Regions from separate parts of the Homo sapiens genome. Here region 1 is linked to region 2. The links are chromatin contacts, found by Hi-C or POLR2A ChIA-PET in ENCODE. All regions are on one chromosome and are shown on one strand. The core of a region is the stretch at or near the end of the contact, and the rest is flanking DNA. Distances in the headings are between cores, read along the strand shown. Region 1 overlaps MED13L (mediator complex subunit 13L). Region 2 overlaps MED13L (mediator complex subunit 13L).

What was found. Hi-C counts contacts between places; a loop is a spot of excess contacts on that map. ChIA-PET counts read pairs that join two places held with the same protein, here RNA polymerase II (POLR2A). Pooled maps may share reads with other maps.
Region 1: a pooled map shows a loop between it and region 2 (4-fold over the local background). The contact joins two enhancer-like sites. A Hi-C loop is called at or near these places in 4 of 168 maps with a recorded cell type or tissue (CD14-positive monocyte, MCF 10A, naive thymus-derived CD4-positive, alpha-beta T cell and 1 more), 3 of 37 single-sample maps with no recorded cell type and 10 of 50 pooled maps. POLR2A ChIA-PET finds 5 or more read pairs at or near these places in 3 of 52 experiments (GM12878, Panc1 and activated naive CD4-positive, alpha-beta T cell).

What each region holds. Positions count from the first base shown.
Region 1 is chr12:116,140,721-116,146,603 of GRCh38, reverse strand. All of the region lies in intron 2 of MED13L (mediator complex subunit 13L), which reads left to right. Among named protein-coding and RNA genes, the nearest start is that of MIR620, 5.0 kb to the left of the region's middle. RefSeq lists a cis regulatory region at 4,118 and an enhancer at 4,046-4,190. Within about 2 kb of position 3,048, at least 6 of the 41 ENCODE cell types and tissues checked have a DNase peak (open chromatin) inside an H3K27ac peak, as active enhancers do; they include CD14-positive monocyte, where a contact is called at or near this core.
Region 2 is chr12:116,057,160-116,064,015 of GRCh38, reverse strand. The region is part of intron 4 of MED13L (mediator complex subunit 13L); the gene reads left to right. Among named protein-coding and RNA genes, the nearest start is that of MIR620, 88 kb to the left of the region's middle. Within about 2 kb of position 3,140, at least 7 of the 41 ENCODE cell types and tissues checked have a DNase peak (open chromatin) inside an H3K27ac peak, as active enhancers do; they include CD14-positive monocyte, where a contact is called at or near this core.

The DNA of each region.
Region 1 (5,883 bases), core at 1,799-4,298, 83 kb before region 2:
CGTGAGTCACCATGGTTGGCTATTTAGGGAATTTAATCAAGATTTAAAGCAGGGTGTCCAATCTTTCGGTTTCCCTAGGCCATGCTGAAAGAAGAATTGTCTTGGGCCACATATAACATACACGAACACTAAGGATAACTGATGAGCTTTAAAAAAAAAAAAGGAAAAAACAAAAAACAAACTCAGCTGGGTGCGGTGGCTCACGCCTGTAATCCCAGCACTTTGGGAGGCTGAGGCTGGCAGATCACAAGGTCAGGAGATCGAGACCATCTTGGCCAACATGGTGAAAGCCCATCTCTACTAAAACATAAAAATTAGCTGGGCATGGTGGCACACACCTGTAGTCCCAGCTACTTGGGAGGCTGAGGCAGGAGAATCGCTTGAACCCAGGAGGTGGAGGTTGCAGTGAACCGAGATTGCGCCACTGCATTCCAGCCTGGTGACAGAGCGAGACTCCATCTCAAAAAAACCAACAAAAACAAAAAAATCTCAAAATAGCTCATAATGTTTTAAGAAAGTTTACAAATTTGTGTTGGGCTGCAGTCAAAGCCGTTCTGGGCCTCATGCGGCCCGCGGGCTGTGGGTTCAACAAGCTTGATTTAAAGTCTGTTTGCTAGTGAATTTTAAAAACTTTTTGGGGTCACAAATAGAAAAGAATTTGGTTTATTTGGTTTATTTATTGCAGAGAACCTGGAACATACGATTAAAGCATGCCTCTATGTGTGGGGATTTTTTTTTAAACTTCATGAGGCTTAGACTAAAAATGTGCTTGAGGCCAGGCACAGTGGCTGTCACCTAGATTTAGTTCCAGCGCTTGGGGAGACCAAGGCAGGAGAATTGCTTGAGGCCAGGAGTTCAAGACCAGCCAAGGCTACTTAGCAAGACTCTACAAAAATTTAAAATAAATAAATAAATAAATAAATAAATAAATAAATAAATAAATAGAGTTGAGTGTGGTGCATGTGCCTGTAGTCCTAGCTCCTTGGAGGCTGAGGTGGGAGGATCACTTGCACCCAGGAGTTTGAGGCTGTAGTGAGCTATGATCGCACCACTGCACTCCAGCCTGAATGACAGAGTGAGACCTTGTCTCAAAGAGAAAAGAAAAAAAAGCGCTTGAAGCAACTGCTGAGGAACTGTATGCCATTTATTTTAACAACTGTATAGAAGCAGGAAAGCCTAGAATTTTAGTACTGGAAGGTACTTTTTAGATGAGCTAGGCCAAGCATCCGCCTCCCCTGGGCTCGGTTCCAGAATACCTGTTCTAGGTTGCTTTTCAGCCTGTGATGAGGAAATCTTTGTATGCACACCATGGAGTCCTTTTCTTAAGGATATGTAGTGATGTGCATAGAGATTGAGTATCAGGATTCCTTGTTAAGGATTTCCATCTGCCATTTAGGATTATTATTGGTTTGGTTGACATTGGCATTGCCTTATCAAACAATAGATGGTAGGTGGAAGTTTCGCTACCCTGTTTGGTATGAGGCAGATATTAATTTGTTGTTCTGAAGAAGGTGATGTTGGATAAGCCAGTTTTATTTAAATGGCCATATGAAGAAAATAGGATCATAATGTGAAGTCAGTGTACTGACAACAGAGTATGTGCGTATTTTGTGAGATGCACAGATACACGTAATTACCTTATAAGTGGTATGGGATGAATTAAGTGGAGCAACCATGGGACAGAAACAGTACAAGTGATGCAGTGAAGTGCAACTTGAAGCGGTGTTGTAGCATAAATTTTGATTATTAGATAGCAGATAAGTTAAATTCCTTAGATACGGTAATGTACAGCAGCCAGAGAGAGGTTATTTCATGTTGCTAATTGCATATCAGATTCAGTGCCCAGATGACTTACCTTTTGGGAAAACAAAACCCACTCACTTTTATGGAACATATTCTCTGCCAGAGACACTATTTTAAGCACCTTTACGTGTTATCTCAGTTAATCTTTAAAAATGTTTGCATAAAGTAGTTGGAGTTTCAGAAAATGTACTCTGAATTCATAGTAAAAACTACAGTAGGTCAGCTATTAGTTGTATTAGCCACATTGATTAACCACAAACATGCAGAACTTATATTGAGCATGCTTTGAGCCAAGATTTTATGTTTTGGGGTAAGCTTTTTCTTTAGGGAATTTTTTTGTGAGGAAATAGATTTGGGACAAAGATTCTCAGACCAAACTCAGTTTTGGAATCACCCAGAATTTCAGAAATGGGATCTCAGTTCACTATCAGGGTCGAACTGTTGGGAGCTGGGCCCTTTGGGACAGTGAAGGACAAGAGATGGGGGAAATTTGAGGAGTAGTTGGGCACCACCCTTACTTCTCATCCAAAATTAGGATGTGGACTTTATCGGTGATGGCTGAGTTTCATTTAGTAATGAGGAAAGGTTTTTGTGAAACATTCTTTTAAATGGAATCACATGAGTTAATGGTGTGAGTATTTCAGGGCTGTGAGTTAAGCTGTTGGGGCAGTGAAATAGCAGGAATTTCTCAGCTCAGTCAGAATCCTTTCTTGTGTGCTGTGTATGGAACACAGGGGCAAAGGAAAGGCCAAGCAAAGAGAAACTGCCTGTGTGCCTGTTCTGTGGCTCTGGGTAATCACCTGGCTTCTATTAAGTTCTGTAGTATTGGTGAAATAATTGGGGATTTAAAGGAGGTGAACCAGTGTGTGGTCTCTTTTAGCCAATCCATAACCTTTAAGGTACAAGTTGCTGTGATTTTCTTCTTGGAAATAGTTTTTGTATATTCATTTTTCATGGTTTAGGATCTGTAACTTTAATATCCTGTCTATGAATATGAACAACCTAGTGAGGTCCATCCTTCTCTAGAGATATAAGTAATCTCAATTATTCTTCCTTTCTTGCTTTGCGCTGCAGTTTGTTTTCATAGTGACATGTAGCAAGTAGGATCATTGTTTATATCGGTTAGGCCACAAAAGTCATTTAATGAAAAATTTGATGGAAACATTTTAGAAGGGAGTCCCAGAGAATAACGGAAATGAGTCAGCTCTGAGAGGAAGTATAAATTAATGTGATATCAGCTGCTGTGGACAAGCCGGGAACCTAGCTAATGTACTTAATGTTGTTCCTGTAGCACAACAACTTTCTGGATTCCAAATCGTTGACTTACAATTGAAACTTCAGGACACACCCATTATGAATTGGGATCTAAGTAGACTTTCAAGAAGCAGGAGCATGCTAAATTTCTGTGGCTCTGGTAATCATTCATTCATTCTTTCTTTTTCTCACTTTCCCTCTTTTTTTTTTTTTTTTGAGACAAGGTGTTGCTGTGTCCCCTGGGCTCAAATGATTCACCCCTGCCCTGCCTCGGCCTCCCTGAGTGCTGGGATTACAGGCCTGAGCCACTGTGCCTGGCAGGTGTACTATATTTTGAAAATTTCTTGAGGTCCTTTAGTATCTGTATTTCTTGCCCAAATGTTTATTCTACAGTATGTAAACAGTAAAGAAAATAAACCAAATCTGGGCATTTCATCATCAGTGGTTAGCTACTGATGTAGTTCAGAATTAAGCAGTCAACATCGATTATAGAGTCATTTGGCCGAGAGCAAACCTGTAATTCTTTCTGAAGCCAGCAGACCCTGAGCCCACGAAACTTGTCAGTAGATAAGATAAAACAAAAGTCAGTTTTGAGTTCACCTGTTTGATTTGAATATAAGCAAGAGCTTGGTTGCTTGGAGTTCTAATAATTAACTACACTGTAAGAATAGTTTTAAATTTTAAACGTATAATTCCATCATATTATAATGGTCAATTTAATAAATTTGACTTAACATTGCTTTTAAATTGTGTGTAATGTAAAAGTGTCACTTTATTTTTATGCACACATACATCAATTGTGCATACTTGAACTTAGTAGTAAATAAAGTGAACTTTTTTTTTTACTTTTATTTTTTGGAGACTGGGCCTCACTCTTGTCGTCCAGGCTGGAGTGCTGTGGCGCAATATCGGCCTGCTGCAACCTCTGCCACCCCGGTTCAAGCGATTCTCCTGCCTCAGCCTCCTGAGTAGCTGGGATTACAGGTGTGCACCACTATGCCTGGCTAATTTTTGTATTTTTAGTAGAGATGGGGTTTCACTATGTTGGCCAGGCTGGTCTCGAACTCCTGCCCTCAGGTGAGCCACCTGCTTCGGCCTCCCAGAATGCTAGGATTACAGGTGTGAGCCACTGAGTCTGGCTTTTAATGTCTTTTGTCTTGGATAGGGAACAGCTATAGGACTATTGCTATATGCTTACTTGATAAGAGAAATTAGTTGTTCACAAGTATTTGAGTGCTACTATTTACCAGGCACTGTTTGAAGCTTTGAGAATAAAGTAGTGAAGAAAACAGACTAAAATCTTGGTTCCTGTGGATTTTTAGCTCTGGTAGAGAAGATAGTAAAGAAGTAAACACATAAAATATACCAGATGCTGATTAGTGACATGGAGAAAAATGAAGCAGTGAAGGAGGATGGTTGCTATTTTAAGTAGGGTAGTCAGAGAAAGTCTGATTGGGTGGCATATGAGGTGAGACCTAAAAGAGGTGTGGGGATGGATATCTGTCAGAAGAGCATTTCAGGGAGAGAGAACAGTAAATACAAAGGTCATCGGGTAGAGTATAATTGGTCTGATGAAGGACCAGTATGGCTCAAGTGGTGTGGGCAAGGGGAAGAGCAGTGGGCGTGAAGCTGGGGTAGGGTGTGGGGGACAATTTATGAAGGATGCTAAAGACCAGAGTGGAACCTTTCTCAGAGTTGAGAAGCCATTGAAGGGTTCTGAGCAGACCCAGTTAGCTCATGAGTGAGCTAACTTAACCATTTTAAGGGATTCCTCTAGCTACCACATGGAGAAGACACTGGGTTGGGGAGAGCCAGCACAGAAGCAGAGGTCCCACGGGAGGCTATTGTCATGATCCAGGTTGATGATGGGGACGGCTTCCACCAGAGTCCCTGTGGTGAGGGTGGTGAGAAGTGCTCACGTTCTAGATATCATTCTGAAGGTAGAGCTGGCTACCTGGATGTAGACTGTCAAGAGAGTTAGGATAAAGCAAAAATTTCAATACATTTATAGAAAACTGCCAACACTTTGGCACTGCTCAATTATTTTATTTATAGAAATAATAATTTTAAAAATCTGGATACAAAGGAATAATTGTATTTGCATATTTTGTTACTGTGTTTTCAGTTCGTTTTGTATATTTTATATATGAAGCTATCTGTGTAACCCTATTTCTGGGTCAGATTTCTATATATGAAAAAAATCAACTTCAGGATTATAATACAGTGTACTGCTGCTGCCACCTAATGTTTATAGCCCTTCATTTATATAATTACAATAACTAGTTATGCATAGCTTTAATATTGGTTTGAATACAGAATGTTAACAGATTAATTGTGGCTTATTTAATTGCCTTCATATTAGGTACCTAGTATGGATATTTAATATGATAACTGAATTGCCTTGTCATAAGGTTGTGGTTTGAAGGTTAATTTTATTGGCATCTTGATCTCTGTGTTGAATTCAGTTCAACACATATTTATTTGTTGTGCTTAGCCCTGTGTGTCTCTTTGCTCTCACGATTAGAGACAGATTTTAAAAAATCCACACATTTAAACAAATAATGAAATAATTACCAGTTGAAGGAAACAAACAGCACAACAGACATAGCTGCCCCTTTGGACAAGGAATTTATAGTCTAACAAAGCAGATGAGTATTTAGAAATTAATTAGATTAAATGTGATGACTATCATTTCAGCCACTTTTCCTACAGAGTAGGATGGACTTTAGTTAGAAGCCTCCCTAAGATAAATTCAGTTGTTGCAAGACCTGATGTTAGTAATGCGATAATTTGTAAGTCGATGCTGAATCAGTTTCTGCTCCAGAG
Region 2 (6,856 bases), core at 1,891-4,390:
AGGTGGGGTTTTGCCACATTGCCCAGGATGGTCTCCAACTCCTAGAGTCAAGCAATCCGGCCACCTCACCATCTCAAAGTGCTGGGATTATAGGCACAAACCATGCGCCCAGCCCAGACCATTTTATATAAGGCACTTAAGCATCTGTGGATTTTGGTATCTGTGTGGGGGCCCTGGAACCAATCCCCCGTAGGTACAGTGGGATGACTCTACCACTGTTTATATTTTTGTATTAGTAATATCACAACAGTACCATAATGATACTAAGTATTAGAAAAATTTTAAAGGTGTGTATTTTGATAAACAGTTTTTTTCCTTGGAGGTAGTGGTGGTTAAAAAAGGCTTTTGCCTGATGAGTCTTAAGGCTTATAATAACCATTTATCTAGGTCAGTGAGAGTCAGTTTTGGAGGTACATAAAACTAGATTATTAATACTCGAAGGAAACAGTGGCTTAGATATCCAAACAATGCTTTTTGATTTGGTTTGTTTGTTTGTTTGAGACAGGGTCTTGTTCTGTTGCCCAGGCTGAAGTGCAGTGGCACGATCACAGCTCACTGTAGCCTGGATCTCCTGGGTTCAAGGAATCCTCCCACCTCAGCCACCCAAGTGGCTGGGACTAGAGGCACAGGCTACTATGCCCAGCTAATTATTTTTATTTTTATTTTTAGTGGAAAGGAGGGCTCCCTGTGTTGCCCAGGCTGGTCTTGAACTCCTGAGTTTAAGGGATCCTCTGCACTGGCCCAAAACAATGCTTAATTTTTTTCCTCCCTCAAGCCAGTTATATATGTATTATCTACTATCAGTACAAAAAAGTGGTCTTCTGGGCTGCCCAGGGGCTAACACAGACCTTGCTCTTATGGATGAGACTGGGCGGGGAAAGAAGACAGAAATGCCCTAAATTGGATATCAAATAGCCAGCTGCTGTGCTAAGGGCCTGGGTGGGCATTGCAGAGTAAGATTGTTTTGGGCTGCGTTGAGCCTCCAAGAATGATCTACAACTTATTTTGAGAAATAAAGTAGACAAAAAGGAGGAAGAGCCAGTATTTTGGAAGAAAGCAGCAAAGACACAAAAGCATCTCCACTTGGGTACAGGACATCTTGTACTTTACAGATTTGATTGGCATAGAGAAAGCAGCTTTCAGCCAGGGTCTGAAGACCTCTGGGACTCCATGTTGTGTGCTGGTCTGTGAGGCCATCTCAGTGAAAAAAGCTTTCACTCCAACCTGGGCCACTTTGGTGTTTTCCCCCTCTGTTTTAAAAATATACTGAGGCCGGGTGAGTTGGTCGGATCACAGGGTCAAGAGATCGAGACCATCCTGGCCAATATGGGGAAACCCTGTCTCTACTAAAAATACAAAAATTAGCTTGGTGTGGTGGCGCATGCCTATAGTGCCAGCTACTCAGGAGGATGAGACAGGAGAATCACTTGAACCCGGGAGGTGGAGGTTGCAGTGAGCCAAGATCGCGCCACTGCACACCAGCCTGGCAACAGAGTGAGTCTCCATCTCAAAAAAAAAAAAAAAAAACACAGAGAGAGAGAGAGAGACACTATTCTATTCATTTCCTATGAAGGTAATATTGTTCAATAGAAAACCAATAGAGGGAGGTTGAGGTGGGCAGATTGCTTGAGCTCAGGTGTTCGAGACAAGCCTGGCCAACATGGTGAAACACTGTCTCTACCAAAAATACAAAATATTAGCTGGTCTTGGTGATTCATGCCTATGGTCCCAGCTACTCTGTAGGTTGAGGTGGAAGGATCACTTGAGCCTGGGAGGTGGAGGTTGCAGTGAGCTGAGATTGCTCCACTGCACTCCAGCCTGGGTGTCAGAGCAAAATCCCATCTCAAAAAAACAAAAAACTGCACTACAGGCATGCACCACCATACCCAGAAAAAAGAAAATCAATAGAAGAGAATTGATTCAAGGTATTAATGTTAGCATGTGACTGTAATAGTTCATAATTTGGATTTCGGATAGAATTTTCCTTCCTTTTTTTTTTTTTTTTTTCGATGTGGAGTCTTGCTCTGTCTCCCAGGCTGGAGTGCAGCGGTGTGATCTCGGCTCACTGCAAGCTCTGCCTCCCGGGTTCACGCCATTCTCCTGCCTCAGCCTCCTGAGTAGCTGGGACTACAGGTGCCCGCCACCATGCCTGGCTAATTTTTTGTATTTTTAAGTAGAGATGTGGTTTCACTGTGTTAGCCAGGATGGTCTCGATCTCCTGACCTCATGATCAGCCTGCCTCGGCCTCCCAAAGTGCTGAGATTACAGGCGTGAGCCACTACGCCTGGCCTTGAATTTTCCTTTCTGATATGTTTTGTAACATGCTTATTTGAACTGTAAAATTTAAAATCTATTCCCAAACTCACATTAGGTAATTTGGGATGCGCATTGATGAAGGGATGATTTCATTCTGATTTGTGGTGGAGACTGTACTTAATTTTAGTAACTATCATGTCCTGAAGGTTATCACTTATTTTATCTTATTTTATGTTTATATATCTATGAGGTAGGCATTATTATCTTACTTTGTAGCATTGAAAACTGAAATACCGAGAAGTTAATTGACTTAAGGCAGCTTATAATAGGTAAGATGTAAACTCAGTTCTGCCTAATTGTATAACCCTCTGACATTGCCTTTCCTAGTGTTGAGAAATTGAGAATTTATTGTATACCTTAAAAATAAAAGATACATATTATTTGTAACTACTCTATATTTAAAAATAAAAATGCATCTGGATTTAAATACAACAATTTTATAATATGGAATTAAAAAAAACAGTTAATGTTTAGCTGTGAAAATAAACGAGTCTCATGACTTAAAAAAGAAAGTTAAATCTTGTCCTCTACCCACCCAGTTGCTTTAAAATAACTTAGAATGTTCTCAGTTAAAGATGAGAAAAGTAATCTATAGTCTTACTAAGTTAGTTTCCTGAGACCTCATATAGAAGCATTTAACTTAATGATCAGCTTGTTTATTGGCATGAGTGGAGTCTCAGAGATGGGAGGAGAAGAAGGCAGGAGATAGAAAATAAAAGAAGACACATATGCCCACATGCCATCATCTTGAGCTTTCAGTTTCTCATTTTAAAGATGATGCCATGTATGTGTCATAACTTCCTTCTCATCTCATTGCTTTCACTTCCATTTATCTTTAGTGAATTAATTTAGCAAAAGTCAAAGCTCCGTAAAGCAAGTATCTCGTGTGTGTGTGTGCTTAAGATAATAGTTGAACCTAAAATTTCCTTCCACAATACAGTCTAACAATTGGCATACATACTGTTGCTCTTAACATCTGAGACCTTAAAATATTTCTCCAATTTTTAATACTGTTTTTAACCCAAAGTAGTACTTTCAGTTAATTGTAATGTGAAAAAAGTGTACAGAATCATTGTCTTTATATTGTCTTTTGCAAATTTTTAGTTTTTTTTTTTTTTTTCCCTTGGAGTCTTGCTCTGTCGCCCAGGCTGGAGAGTTCAGTGGCATGATCTCGGCTCACTACAACCTCCACCTCCTGGGTTCAAGCAATATTCCTGCCTCAGCCTCCCGAGTAGCTGGGACTACAGGCACCCGCCACAGTGCCCGGCTAATTTTTTGTATGTTAATAGAGACGGGGTTTTACCGTGTTGCCCAGGCTGGTCTCAAACTCCTGACCTCAAGTGATCTGCCTGCCTCAGCCTCCCAAAGTGATAGTATTACCGGCGTGAGTTACCACGCCCGGCCTGTTTTTGTGAATTTTTCAAAATTAACTTTTTTTTTTTAATTTGAGGCTTATTAGAAATGTGTCTAATTCGAATAGAGTGGCAACTACTTGAGACAGTTTTAATGATCCAGAGAATGCTCCAGGCCCACAGAATGATGAGAGTGTCCTGGGCAGTGTTTTGTGATCCCTCCAGGAGCAATCTTGCGCTTAGTTTGCATTCCTCTCACAGTGTACACAGTCCAGCAGTGAAACTGCATACTGCACCTCTAGTATTAGAGGGTTTTTTTGCCCTGCAGTGTAGAAAAGACAAAGATTTTCCAAGCGTTTTCTTTAAGGGGTTCTATATCACAGTGATTTGTTTTGTTTCTTGTATATTTCAGTTTGTATTATGTAAAAAGTAATAGTGTATACATCAGATTTAAATAATAATTTAAAGCCTTTTTCTCCGTGCCTCCTTTATGTTTTTTACTCTTAATCCATTTTTCTTTTCCATCATTCTTCAAATATTAATTAAATTTAATAATTTATCTAAAAGCATATGTATTTAAAAATATATTTAAAAGCATAAAATACTTTTACAGTGTAAAAGAATTATGTAGGGTGGGTGTGGTGGCTCACACCTGTAATCCCAACACTTCAGGAGGCTGAGGCAGGCGGATCACCTGAGGTCAGGAGTTCGAGACCAGCCTGGCCAGCCTGGTGAAACCCCGTCTCTATTAAAAACACAAAAATTAGCTGGGCATGGTGGCGGGCGTCTGTAATCCCAGCTACTTGGGAGACTGACTCAGGAGAATTGCTTGAACCCGGGAGGCGGAGGTTGCAGTGAGCCAAGATCACACCCACTGCACTCCTGCCAAGGTGGTAAGAGGGAAACTCCTCACCAAAAAAAAAAAAAAAAGTACGGTATAATTTTTTACTGGAGGGTTATTGACAGTGAAATCAAGCTTGTTTAAGCAGGCCAGGCATGGTGGCTCATGCCTGTAATCTCAAAACTTTGGGAGGCCTAGGCAGGAGGATGGCTTGAGCCCAGGAGTTCAAGACCAGCCTGAGCAACACAATGAGACCCCATCTCTACAAACAATTAGCTGGGTGGGTTGGCACATGCCTGTAGTCCCAACCACTTGGGAGGCTCAGGTGGGAGGATTGCTTGAGTCTGGGAAGTTGAGGCTGCAGTGAGCCATGATCGCGTGACTGCACGCCATCCTGGGTGACAGAGCGAGACCCTGTCTTAACAAAAAAAAGAAAAATGTGTTTAAGCAGACTTGATGTACAGATGTAAACTTTCATTCCATTAAATCTATTACATATCAATGTATAAATGGAAACCTTTTTTTATGTGTTTTTCTTAAGCACAGTATCTTATTGCTTTATTAGTAAAGTGTACATATACTTGTACCATATTTTGACCTCTAATTAACATATTCATATTTTACATATATAGTCGTGAGTCAGTCTGCAAAAAGGCATGAAACACTAATGTTTTAGAATACTACTTGAGTGGGGTTGGAGAATATGATAATGTAATGCTAAATATAGAAGTCCATAAACCACCGTCTACTCTACTATGCTGTTGTTGTTTTACAGTTGGCTAGACTATTTTTAATTCAGCTTTCCCCATTGACTGGTATTCTCTTTCTGGGAACACTTATTAAGATTAGCAACTTATCTCTGCAAGAAAGGTCTCTTATTGCATCTTTTGATGATCTTCAAAAACGTATTGTGGGAGGTCATATAAATGGTTAAGGTCATAGATTTGTTTATTTTCCATTATGGATAAAGATAGAGATTACAAAATGATAGGTTTTATTGCCAGTTTATGCTATAGTGTAAGCTATTTTTTACTTAGGATCTCAACATTTATTTTAATTTATGTATGTATACAGACTCATCAGTACAGTAATTACAAAGGCACCTTCAGAATATATGGGGAAAACAGTATTTTTGAGTTTTTGAAGTTGAATATTGCTTAGGTTGAAATAAACACATGGAAGCATATTGTTTGTGTCCTTCTTTACTACATAAAGTAGGAAATCACATGAGCTTAGAAGGATGTGTGCCTTAAAAGGAATGGCAAACCTTATCCTGATTTTCAGTCTGATGCATTTCATTTAGAACTTTTAAACAGTAAATCATGGTCACTTTTCACTGTAAGTTTGCTAGCAGATTCCTTTTCTTCCTCAGGAAGAAAGTATGTTTGATGTCTTTTGATTGTCTATAGTTGAATCCTTCCAGTAATTTAAAAGATTTAAAGAGTTTTCTGTTATACATCTTGCCAGAAATAAGTAAATGAATTTTTCGTGATTTAATCCTTGACTAAATGATAAAGCTGTCTCAGTACATAACACGTTGGATCCTAAAATTTTAAATGAAATAATGTATTTTGAACCACCTGAATTCTATTTATAAACTAACTAGATAGCTCAATGATTTAAAATAAGACTTTATTTTGTAAGCACCAGAAATAAAAAAAATAGTAATAATCCTAAGTCTCTTTACCAAATTTAGGCATTTTGAATACCAAGTTTTTGAATATCTGAGCACATTTTTTGACCTCTGAGAATCAACTTTAGTAAGTGAAGGAAACCATCAAATTTTGCCAGATGGAAGTAATGGTATGGAAATAGACTTTAGGGCTGTCTATCTCCATGTCTAAACTGTTTCAGAGACCATAATAATGACCATTAGTCTAAGTTTGGGGTAGATTAAGATTATCTAGTAGGCGATGAGTCACAGCATCTCATAAACAAAACATTACGTCTTTATTTATTAGACCATTGCCTAGAAAGTTCTCTCTGGAACCTGAGTGCTGATGACAGAATATTCTGCCATCAGTCAGTCAGAGGGTACCCAACTGTGGATATCATATGGATACTGAACCACCCATAATGCAGCTAATTAGTTCTACCCCTGAAGAAAATAACTAATACGCTAGATAGAGTTTTGCAGTTTGGTTGCTGGAAATTTGGTATTTTCGCTCTGGCTTACTGCTGATCTTTTTGTTATCCTTTTTGTACCTTTTCATGTGGAATGTGCTTCTGCTGTTCCAGGAGGATTATTAATTGCAGTTTCTTTGGGACTCCTGTCTGCCTCACAGGACTTTATTTTATGGGCTTGTGTTCGAGCTACTTGGAATACTCTACTACAATTATTCCTTCA